Regions from separate parts of the Homo sapiens genome. Here region 2 is linked to region 1. A link is an interaction called in ENCODE POLR2A ChIA-PET data of the cell type or tissue named here. Cell type or tissue: A673. All regions are shown on one strand. Links, peaks and the distances in the headings refer to the core of each region. The heading gives the core; the rest is flanking DNA.

Evidence for each region. Peaks named below come from ENCODE experiments on the same cell type or tissue, not always from the same donor. Only the 100,000 strongest peaks of a DNase experiment are listed, where the experiment ranks them.
Region 2: POLR2A ChIA-PET joins it to region 1 with 13 read pairs; 2 of 35 experiments call an interaction of 5 or more read pairs at or near these places.

What each region holds. Positions count from the first base shown.
Region 1 is chr4:84,492,194-84,497,578 of GRCh38, reverse strand. It overlaps NKX6-1 (NK6 homeobox 1), which reads left to right. Exons shown (of 3, transcript NM_006168.3): 1 at 1-20; 2 at 1,735-1,907; 3 at 4,030-5,385. The coding sequence ends at 4,290. Among named protein-coding and RNA genes, the nearest start is that of NKX6-1, 4.4 kb to the left of the region's middle. RefSeq lists enhancers at 1,459-1,959, 4,316-5,207. In A673, for the core only: no CTCF peak of the experiment used is centred there; no DNase peak of the experiment used is centred there; H3K4me3 peaks cover 643 bases; H3K27ac peaks cover 82 bases.
Region 2 is chr4:83,800,986-83,806,370 of GRCh38, reverse strand. LOC105377315 (a long non-coding RNA gene) reads left to right here and starts at 3,239. Exons shown (of 3, transcript XR_938946.3): 1 at 3,239-3,278; 2 at 3,583-3,622. In A673, for the core only: no CTCF peak of the experiment used is centred there; no DNase peak of the experiment used is centred there.

The sequences.
Region 1 (5,385 bases), core at 110-5,109:
ACGCCTGGCCTGTACCCCTCGTGAGTACTACCACCCGCGCCCCGATGCCTGCCTGCCGTGCCTGTTCTGCCCACTCCCGGGTCGCGGCCCCTGGTGTGCATGCCGCTCAGTCCATCCTGTGGCCCGCCCCAGTAGTTTGACAGCGCCGGAATCACACCAGTTAGGTTGGGCCAGGGCTTCCAGAAAGGGATTCTCGCTTTTCTGAGCTCGCGTGGCTGTATCCAAGCGCCTCCCTCTCTCTAAGTCTTGAGTACGCCTGGGCTGAGCCGGTGTGTGTGTGTTCGTGTGGACCACAACGCGGTGAGGGACGTGTGTCTCGTCCGAGGCCCTGGCTGTTCCTGAAACGGCCTGGCCAGGACCGCAGGCCTGGCCTGGATTAGAAAGATGGGGAGGAGAGGGGAGGAGAGGCCACTGCATCTCTGCTTTCCCGGCTCCTCCCTGTCGTCCAGCGCCCCATTCCGCCTTCGCCAGCCTAACCCGCTGCCTCTCTTCGAAGCAGTGAGGCCCGGCAGCGGTGAGCCCTCCACCGCCCGGGAAGTGAGTGTATTTGCATGCACGTCTCCGCCTGGGGTGTCCCCACCTCACCTCTTCGCCCTCGCCGCCCGAGTACACTCGGCCTGGGTGAGCCCATTGAAGACAGTCCAGCGTCCCCAGGGCAGGGCGAGCGCTTCCAGCCGCTCACCAGCGCTGGGCCCGCGCTTTCCCACCTGCCTCCACTCTGGGGGCTGGCACACGCTGCGTCCGGGCACATTTGGGGACATCGTGGAGCTCAACACCCTAACACAAGAGCGAGCCAGGAGAAGAGTGAGATGAAGGGACACGGCCTGGGGAAAATGTACCATCCCGCAAAGACCTTGCTTGAGGCAAACTGAGTTGCCCCAAGATCACGCTAGTCTTCGGGGTAGTAGGCCGCAGCGCCGCGGAGGCTCCCAGCCTTCCAGGTGGACTTCAGGGCCCAGCCTGGGGTCCTTTTCTCGCTCAGTTCTTCGCCTTTCAGCGAGTCTCCGAAGTTTCTTCCAAGTCTCCGGACCTCCTTAGTGCGGCTGAGCGGCAGTAACTGCGGGAAGTTGCGAAAGCCAAGTGGAGGTTCTCTTGGGAAGCCCGGGGACTGTGGCAGCCGGGCCTGGTGGGGGTGCCAGGGAGACGCTATTGTATCGGTTTTGATGGCCGTATTAGGGGCCGCCAACAAAGGCTGTGCCCCCTCCCCCTTCCCCTCTCCCCCTCGGCTGCAGCGACGTTAGACTTGGGGGCGATTTAGCTCTCTTGTGTGCAAAAACAAGGACCCCTTTGTTGCCTGGACACAGGTTAGGGAAGCGTTGAAGGAAAAAAAAAAAAATCTAGTTATTCTCACTTAAAGGCTCCGGGGCCGAACGAGCACCGACTGGATTAGGAGGCGAGAGTGGCCTTTTTCTGGCAGTCGTTAATTTAATGGGGCCTTGCGATTAGGCTCTGGCAAACTTTAGCAATAGGCTCCCTAGCTGTTTGACGTCGGTGTTGAGCAGAAGGTATTTACTGCTGCGCCAAACACGCGGCTTTTAAAAAACAGGTGGATGTAAAAAAGCAAAGGGAGACGTGCCGTTAGTCTGGAAGCGCCACTACACTTCTGGTGTCCGCCACAGACTGAGCTTTCTTTCCCCACAAAACATTGTTTTTCGAGTTCGTTTTTTCCCCCTAGTGCAGCCGCTTGTAACCGATTGTTTTTCCCCCTCTCTCGTTGTTTATTGGTTCTCACAGATCAAGGATCCATTTTGTTGGACAAAGACGGGAAGAGAAAACACACGAGACCCACTTTTTCCGGACAGCAGATCTTCGCCCTGGAGAAGACTTTCGAACAAACAAAATACTTGGCGGGGCCCGAGAGGGCTCGTTTGGCCTATTCGTTGGGGATGACAGAGAGTCAGGTCAAGGTGAGTGGACCTTGCATACCTGGAGGGATAGGTACCGCCCCTGTCGCGCGCGCGTGCACACATGGGCACACACACACACACACACACCCCAAACTAACAAACAGTCGCCTGGGAGGTGCGAATCCAAGGAGCCTGGGGAGAAGTTGAGAGCAGTGAAGGAGGGTGGGGACTACAAAGGCGCTGGGGTCTTGCAGGCGGGCAAACTCTTGATGAACAAAAGGAATCAAGTCCCCGCCTTTGAAATTAGGTTAATCTATATAGCAGCATGTGCTGGGGGACTCACCATTATTAGAGAATAAAGGCATTACTGAAATATCAGCCCAGAGAATAGATCAGGCCAGTTAGACAGCTTCTACATATCCTATCTGTAGCGATATCCAAGTTTTTGTTTGTCAATTCAGGCTCCACTAGTTATATAATTTCCTAATGTAGATCAGTATTACAGGGCTACTGTATTAATTCGCAAGTAAAAATAAATAAATCCACAGGATCTAACCACTTGCCATAGATGAACCTGTTTTTTAGCTTAGCTTAAGGCAATCGCTTTGGAATAGTAATTTTACAAATGAATTGACAAGATTATTACTGAATTATAGGCTTGAATTTGGTTTAAAATAAGTTTATTAACAGATTTAGGATTTGCACTATTCATGACAACAATTTATAATTAAAACATCACTTTCCTTATAATTGAGTTGTATAGTATATTTCCAAGGAAACAAATTTCAGAAATTTTTTCCTAAAAAATAAAGGGATTAAACAAGCTGGGTAAATTCAATCTAATGGTTTCTTATATTTCCAATAGTCTCTTTTGTCCTTCTTTTTCAGTTTGTTATGTTTGTTTCTTTGGGGTGTAAGTCTGTTTTCATTAGTTCTATTGTTGCTTCTTAAATTAAGTAGGAATAACATTAGCCATGTCTGCTGGCTAGTGTATTTCCCCCTGGACAGCCATCATAAAATACATTTCAGGAGTGATTTTGTATGTGGCCATTAGGATACCATCACAGTTAAAATTATTTTTTGCAGTAGGTTGGTACAGAGCCTACTGCGATAATCTGGAGGTCTTCATTTTTCACCGTAAATATGTCTATATGGCTAGAAGTGAATTATTATAGCTGTATAAAGAAAATAAACATCACTTTCTTAACAATTCTGATTCTCTAGATAAAATACATAATGGAGGACAAGAATAAAGGGAGGATAATTCAATATCTTTGGGAAATATGTTGCTTCTTGCTGATGCTTTAGGTAAAATATGTGTCAAACATCATGAATAAGCTTAAAAATATTTGTATTAAATGTCTTGAGCAGGAACACAGTTAAAATAACATTTGAAAGAATAGACATGCCAATTGTGGAAAATAATGTAATTGACAATTTTTCACGTTTTAAAAATAACCAATGGTAATTCTAGTCTTCACTTTACTTTGGGTTTATGAAGAACATTAAAGGCGATTTGAAGTTTGTATTTTAACAGATCTTTTTTTTTTTTTTTTTGAAGTGCACCATACATTGCAAGTAAAAACTGGGAGGATATTTTTTATCTACCATGTTTGTACACATTCAGATCTGAGATAAGTGAAACAAACAAATGTTTAAAAGTGAAAAGGAGAACAGAAGTAATTGGGGCAAATGCTGTGCTTTCCCCCCACAATCTATACCGAAAAGCAAGTACGTGTCAGGTTGTTTGAAATTTCTTAATTTAAGAAAGTAAATAAGGAATAAAATCACAGCCACTGTGGGGCAACTTCATGAAGGGGGAAAGTTTTCAACTTCAAACTGGAAGGCAGGAAAGTGAACTCACTTTTAGGGACGCTCATTTTTAAGTTTCCGAGTTTTGTTTTTACTTTTGAGAACTCGCTCACTGACAACCTCAATACTCTTGTGTTACCATCGCTATGGCAACGGCAGTCAGTTTGTTGGTGCCAGTTACTCAGGGGGAACTTGGGGCGACGGAGACTGACTTTGACGGCCGAGAAAAGGGAGGGCTGCGAGGGAGGGCAGCAGGCCTTCGGGGGGCCGCGGGAGGGCCATCGAGATGCGGGAGTGGTAGCATGGCCTGGATCTGCTCGTTTAATTCCTCGCCCTTGCCTCCCCTCTCCTCCCTTTTCTCCGCCCTCAGGTCTGGTTCCAGAACCGCCGGACCAAGTGGAGGAAGAAGCACGCTGCCGAGATGGCCACGGCCAAGAAGAAGCAGGACTCGGAGACAGAGCGCCTCAAGGGGGCCTCGGAGAACGAGGAAGAGGACGACGACTACAATAAGCCTCTGGATCCCAACTCGGACGACGAGAAAATCACGCAGCTGTTGAAGAAGCACAAGTCCAGCAGCGGCGGCGGCGGCGGCCTCCTACTGCACGCGTCCGAGCCGGAGAGCTCATCCTGAACGCCGCCGCCCGCCGCACCTTCCCGGCTCCGGCCTCCACCTCTGGGGCCGCGAGGGGCGCGGGGACCGCGTGCACGCCGCGCCTGCCCGCTCCTCGGGGCCCGGAGGACCCGGCCCTGCCTGCGGGGACCCTTTGCTATTTTTGAGATGTACATATCTATTTTTTTAACCTTGAAGTTGTGGGAGGGGATGTAGGGGAGAGAGACTCCGGGGTTGATAAGGCAAGAAAGACCACCAAATGCACTGCGTAAATGTCGCTACTGAAACCCGCAGCCGGGCCACGGTCCCAGCCGCGTCCCCATAGGCGGGCAGCGGCCTCAGCGCCCGGGTCCCCCTCGCCCCCAGATTTTGCCCCCGCGGGCGGCGGGGTAGGGGGCGCCGAGAGGTGCTGTGGAAGGGTTCACGCTCACCGCATGGGGGACCTCGGAGCGAAGCGGGCGGGCGCTGCCACAGATGGGAAGAGGGACGTTTCCCCCCCCACACACTGCTGTGCAACTAAAGTAACCTGTTGAAGGCTCTTTGTAAATAAATCGTGAGTTACACTGACTAGAAGTTACTTTATTGTGAATATTTAAAATGTAAAATGCTTTTTTGAATTTCGTATAAAAAGATGGACTTTCTTCCTTCTCCTCCTCCCCTTTGAAGAGCGACTCAAGCCACACCTTCCCTTTTATTTTGAACTTAATTTGAGAAGCGTAGAATAGAATGTCCCCACCTTCTCCGTCCCCTCCTCTCGTTCCTCTTTCCCGTTTGGATTTGCAGAATCTCACCTTTGCCCTTCATCTCTTCTCGCCCTGCCCTGCCCTGCCCACCCCCTGGATCTACACTGCGCTCCCGCCCCCCGGACTTGAAGTGGAAGACGTGGGAACCAGGGAGGGCCTCTCACCTGCCTCCCTGTTCCTCTCTGAAATTGCACAGTCGTTTGTTGCTATTTATTAGTGATTTAAAGAAAATATTGGGGAGGGAGGGGCTACAATAGCTTGTATTTAACTCCTTTCTGATAAAAATGCGTGTTAAAGTAGGTGGTGGGAATTGTTACAACCGCTCTGGGTCTGAAACATAAAAATTCATTTAGTTACTGTAATTGAATTTGAA
Region 2 (5,385 bases), core at 319-5,318, 690 kb after region 1:
ATACTTTTTTCCAGCTTTATTGATGTTTAAGTGACAAACAGAAATTGTATATATTTAAGGCATTAAAATGTGATGTTTTGATAAACATACACATTGTGCAATGATTCCACAATCAACCTAATTAACATATCCATCACCTCACATAGCTACGTGTGTGTGTGCGCACACACGTGTGTGTGTGGTGAAAATACTTAAGATCTATTCTCTCAGCAAATTTCAAGTATACAATACGTTATTCTTTTTTTTTTTATACTGTAAGTTTTAGGGTACATGTGCACATTGTGCAGGTTAGTTACATATGTATACATGTGCCATGCTGGTGCACTGCACCCACTAACTCGTCATCTAGCATTAGGTATATCTCCCAATGCTATCCCTCCCCACTGCCCCCACCCCACAACAGTCCCCAGAGTGTGATATTCCCCTTCCTGTGTCCATGTGATCTCATTGTTCAATTCCCACCTATGAGTGAGAATATGCAGTGTTTGGTTTTTTGTTCTTGCGATAGTTTACTGAGAATGATGTTTTCCAATTTCATCCATGTCCCTACAAAGGACATGAACTCATCATTTTTTATGGCTGCATAGTATTCCATGGTGTATATGTGCCACATTTTCTTAATCCAGTCTATCATTGTTGGACATTTGGGTTGGTTCCAAGTCTTTGCTATTGTGAATAATGCCGCAATAAACATACGTGTGCATGCGTCTTTATAGCAGCATGATTTATAGTCCTTTGGGTATATACCCAGCAATGGGATGGCTGGGTCAAATGGTATTTCCAGTTCTAGATCCCATTCTTAACTAAGGTTACTATGCTCTACATTAGTTCTTCAGAATCTATTCAGCTTATAACTGAAAGTCTGTATCCTTTGACCAACATCTTCCCATTTACTCCCCCTTACCTGCTAGCAACCATCATTCTACTCTCTGCTTCTATGGGTTTGACTTTTTTAGATTCCACATGTAAGTGAGATCATGTTATTTGTCTTTCTGTGCCTGGCTTCTTATTTCACTTAGTATAACATATTCCCAGTTCATCCATATGACAAATGATAGTATTTCCTTCTTTTTAAAGGCTGAATTATATATATGTAAAACATTTTCTTTATCCATTAATCTGTCAATATCTTGGCTATTGTGGATAATGCTGCATGAACTTGGGAGTGCAGATGGTTTCATTTTCTGTGGATATATACCCAGAATGGGACTGCTGGGTCATATGGTAGTTCTATTTTTAATTTTTTAGGCAATCTCTATTCTGTTTTTCATAATGGCTATAACAATTTATATTCCCATCAACAATGTATAAGGGTTTCTTTTTCTCCATACCTTCACCAACACTTATCTCTTGTCTTTTTAATAATAGCCATCCTAACAGGTGTATAGTAACATCTCATTGTGGTTTCAATTTGCATTCCCTGATGATTGGTGATGTTAAGTATTTTTTCATATACCTGTTGGCCATTTGTATTTTATTTTGAGAAACATCCATTCAGGTCCTTTGATCATTTTTTAAATTATTTTTTCTGCTATTGAGTTGTTTGCATACCTTATATATTTTGAATATTATCCCCTTATCAAATGTGTAGTTTGCAAATATTTCACCTCATTCCATAGGTTGCCTTTCATATTGCTAATTGTTTCCTTTGCTGTGCAGAAACTTTTTAATTTGATGTAGTCCCATTTGTTTATTTTTGTTTTCGTTGTCTGTGCTTTGGGTGTCATATCCAAAAAAAATCATCGCCACAACTAATTCAAGGACTTTTTCCCCTATGTTTAAATTTTATAGTTTTATGCCTTACATTTAATTCTTTTTTTTTTTTTTTTGACCGAGCTTTGCTCTTGTTAACCAGGCTGGAGTGCAGTGGCATGATCTCGGCTCATTGCAACCTCTGCCTCGCAGGTTGAAGTGATTCTCCTGCTTCAGCCTCCCGTGTAGCTGGGATTGCAGGCATCTGCCACCACACCTGGCTACTTTTTTGTATTCTTAGTAGAGATGGGGTTTCACCATGTTGGCCAGGCTGGTCTCCAACTCCTGACCTCAGGTAATCCACCAGCATTGGCCTCCCAAAGTGCTGGGATTACAGGCGTGAATCACCATGCCCAGCCCATTTAATTCATTTTGAGTTGATTTTTGTGATGGTGTTAGATAAGGATCCAGTTTTATTCTTCTACGTGTAGATGTCTAATTTTCCCAACACCATTCATTTAAGAGACTATCCTTTCCCCATTGTGCATTCTTGGCACCTTTGTCAAAGATTAGTTGACCATAAATGCACTGGTTTCTTTCTGAGTTTTCTATTCTGTTCTATTCTATACAACTATATTTATTCCAGTACCATATTATTTTGATTACTATAGGTTTATAATATAACTTGATATGAGAAAATGTGATATCTTCAGTTTTGTTCTTCTATTCAAGATTGCTTTAGCTAGTTTGGGTCTTTTGTGGTTCTGAAATAATTTTAGGACTATTTTTTCTACTTCTATGAAAATTACCATTTAAATTTTGATAGAGATTACACTGAAATTTGTAGATTGCTTCTAGTGAGAAATCCACTGGTAGCTTCATGAAGGCTTATCAAGGGGTTTCCTTGTATGGGATGAGCTTTTTTCTCTTGCTGCTTTCAAAATTCTCCCCTGGTCCTTAACTTTTGACAGTTTGATTTTAATGTGTGTTGGTGAACAATATAAATTCTTTGTTAGGTAATTTATAGGTCTCTGTTTCTTTAGGGAAATCATTATGTTCCTTTGGTGGTGTCATGTTTTCTTATTTTTTATGGGTCTTAATGCTTTGTGTTGCTGCTTTCACATTTGAAGAAGCAGTCCTTCTACAGTCCTTACTGACTGGCTTTGGGAGAGAAATGCCTTCACTAGTTATCCCAGGTAGAGATTCTGAGGCCCTCAAACCCTTTCAATGGATGCACTCATTCAACACCTCTTTTTCCATCTTGAAGGTGAGGAGAATTCTTAAGATTGTGTGCTTCTCAATCTTGCAAAGCCAGGCCAGGTGCTGACCATCTCCTGTTTATTTTACCTAAGGTGATGCCTTAAATCCTCAAGTTTGTGTGCCTTCTCCTGCAGTGTCAAGCCAGTTTTCTGTGCAAGATGCTTGTACTTGCTGTCCACAGGTTGCTCTCGTGGAGTCCACTTTGAGAAGGGCAATGGTGAGGTGTGCAGAGTGTTTGTGATGCTCACAGACCAGTTGGGAGGGGTCTTCAGGCCAGGTATCCCAAGCAGCTCATGGGCAGGCTTCCTAATGGAGTCCACAAAGCAGTTAGTAGAGTCTGTAACCTCTCTTTTCTATTCCTGGCCTCTCTCAACCACTCAGCTGTGCCAACTACCTCAGAATTCTAGGTGTGATGGAAAGAAATAGGCCTCCTGTGCCAGATTCCACACAACTGAGGGAACCAGGCACTCACTTACTACACTCTCACTTTCCCCCATGGGAGAAAACATGGTTCGAGGGGTTATCTCTTGGCACTGAGCAGTGCTGCCTGGGGGAGGACCAACATGGGTAAAATGAAATTTTCTTACCCTCTTTGATGTGCCTATTCTTAAATTTTTTGCTCTAACAAAGTGCTGGAACTCATCCACTAGGTTCCTGGAGTCCCATCAAGGTACTGTTGTCTATGAGTAGTTCTCAAAATCAATGCTTCTGTAACGGGTTGGGAGGGATGATAATAGAAAGCTGCTATTCTGCCATCTTACTGTTCCTATGATTTCTTTATGGTCCATTTAATGTAGATCCTGGCCCTACTTGCTAAATTTATTCCCCCAATATTTTCTTGTTTGTGTTACTATTGTGAAGAAAATATTTTTCTCATTTCTCCTTTTTGGTTTTAATTTTTGGCATAGAGAAAAGCTATTGATTTTTGTAATTCTATTTTATATCAAATCAACTTATGAAACTATCTTATTAATTCAAGAAGGCAATTTTCCTAGAGTTTCTTAGATTTTCTGGGTTACAATTATATTAACAAAAAGATTAATTCAATCTATTTTTATTGTTTACATAAACTATTTCATTATTTTTCTCTTACCACATTACCTTTACCCTCCAGGATTATATTGTGTAAGAGTAATAGCCAATTTCTCTGTATAGCTGCTAATTTTAATTGAAGTGGTTTTAGTGTTTAGAATAACAGTTTCTTTTTAAAAGTAAATAGTCTTTGTTATATTTAGGTAGTTTCCTAGTATTCTTATTTTAATCAGTGTCTTTATTAAGAATCAGTACTTAATTGCATCAAATTTTTGTCACTATAAGATTTTCTCTTATTTTATGGATTAATGTAATATATATTGGATTTTTCTCATACTGAACCATTCTTGCACTCTAGAAATTAACACAAAATTCTTATTTACATTTTATTTAGAAGTTTATCTTCTAGATTTTTACAGAAGATTAGTCTACAATCATCTTTCATATTCTTTATATCAGATTTTGGTATTTTAAAAAATGGCTTTATAAAGAATACATTTCATTGGGCTTATCAATATTTTCTATAGCTTCGAGTAAGTTAAATAACACAGGTCTTATCTATTCATTAGAGTCAGATATAACTCAGCCAGAACCCATCTTGTTCTGGCACTTTTTTCAATGATAGATCTTTACCCTTCTACATTGATCAGACAATTAGAGTGTTCCACTTCTTGTTGAATCAGTTTTTGTGATTTGCATTTTGTTAGGAAGTATCTACACTTTTTGGACCTATTGTCATAGAATTGAGTGTAGTACTCTCTTATAACATTTTCAAATGCTTCTGTATATCTATTCATGCCACCTCTGTTGTTCATGACATTGTAAATGCCCACTTACCCTCTTTTATCCCTAAACATTCTGAAAAATGTTTATCAGTTTCATTGGCCTTTTCAGAACAATCAGGTTTTTGAATTTGTTTCTTTTTTCTTGGTTTTTGTGCATTTGTTTTGTTTTTTGGTTCATCTTTTATCTTCTCCCCACTTACTTTGGTTTTTACTTTATGTTGCAAGTACAAAGTTACTTTGTTTTTCATTCTCTATTAATAAAATTAATTAAGTCTATGAATTTCTTCTGAGAACAGCTTTTCAGTGTTGCTAAGTTTTTATCAAAAACAAGTCCCTGTTTTCTAGACAACTGTGAGTCACATATGTCAAATTATAGACAAACTTAAGATTGAAAATTAAGATGTAATTGTGAATGTGCATAGCAAAGACATAGAATCAACCTCGATGCCCATTGACAATGGGTTAAAGAAATTGTGATACATATATATGATGGAATACTATAAAGCCATAAAAAAAGAATAAAATTATGTCCTTTGCAGCCACATAGATGCAGCTGAAGGCCATTATCCTAAGCAAATTAACACAAAAACAGAAAAACAAATACCACATATTCTCA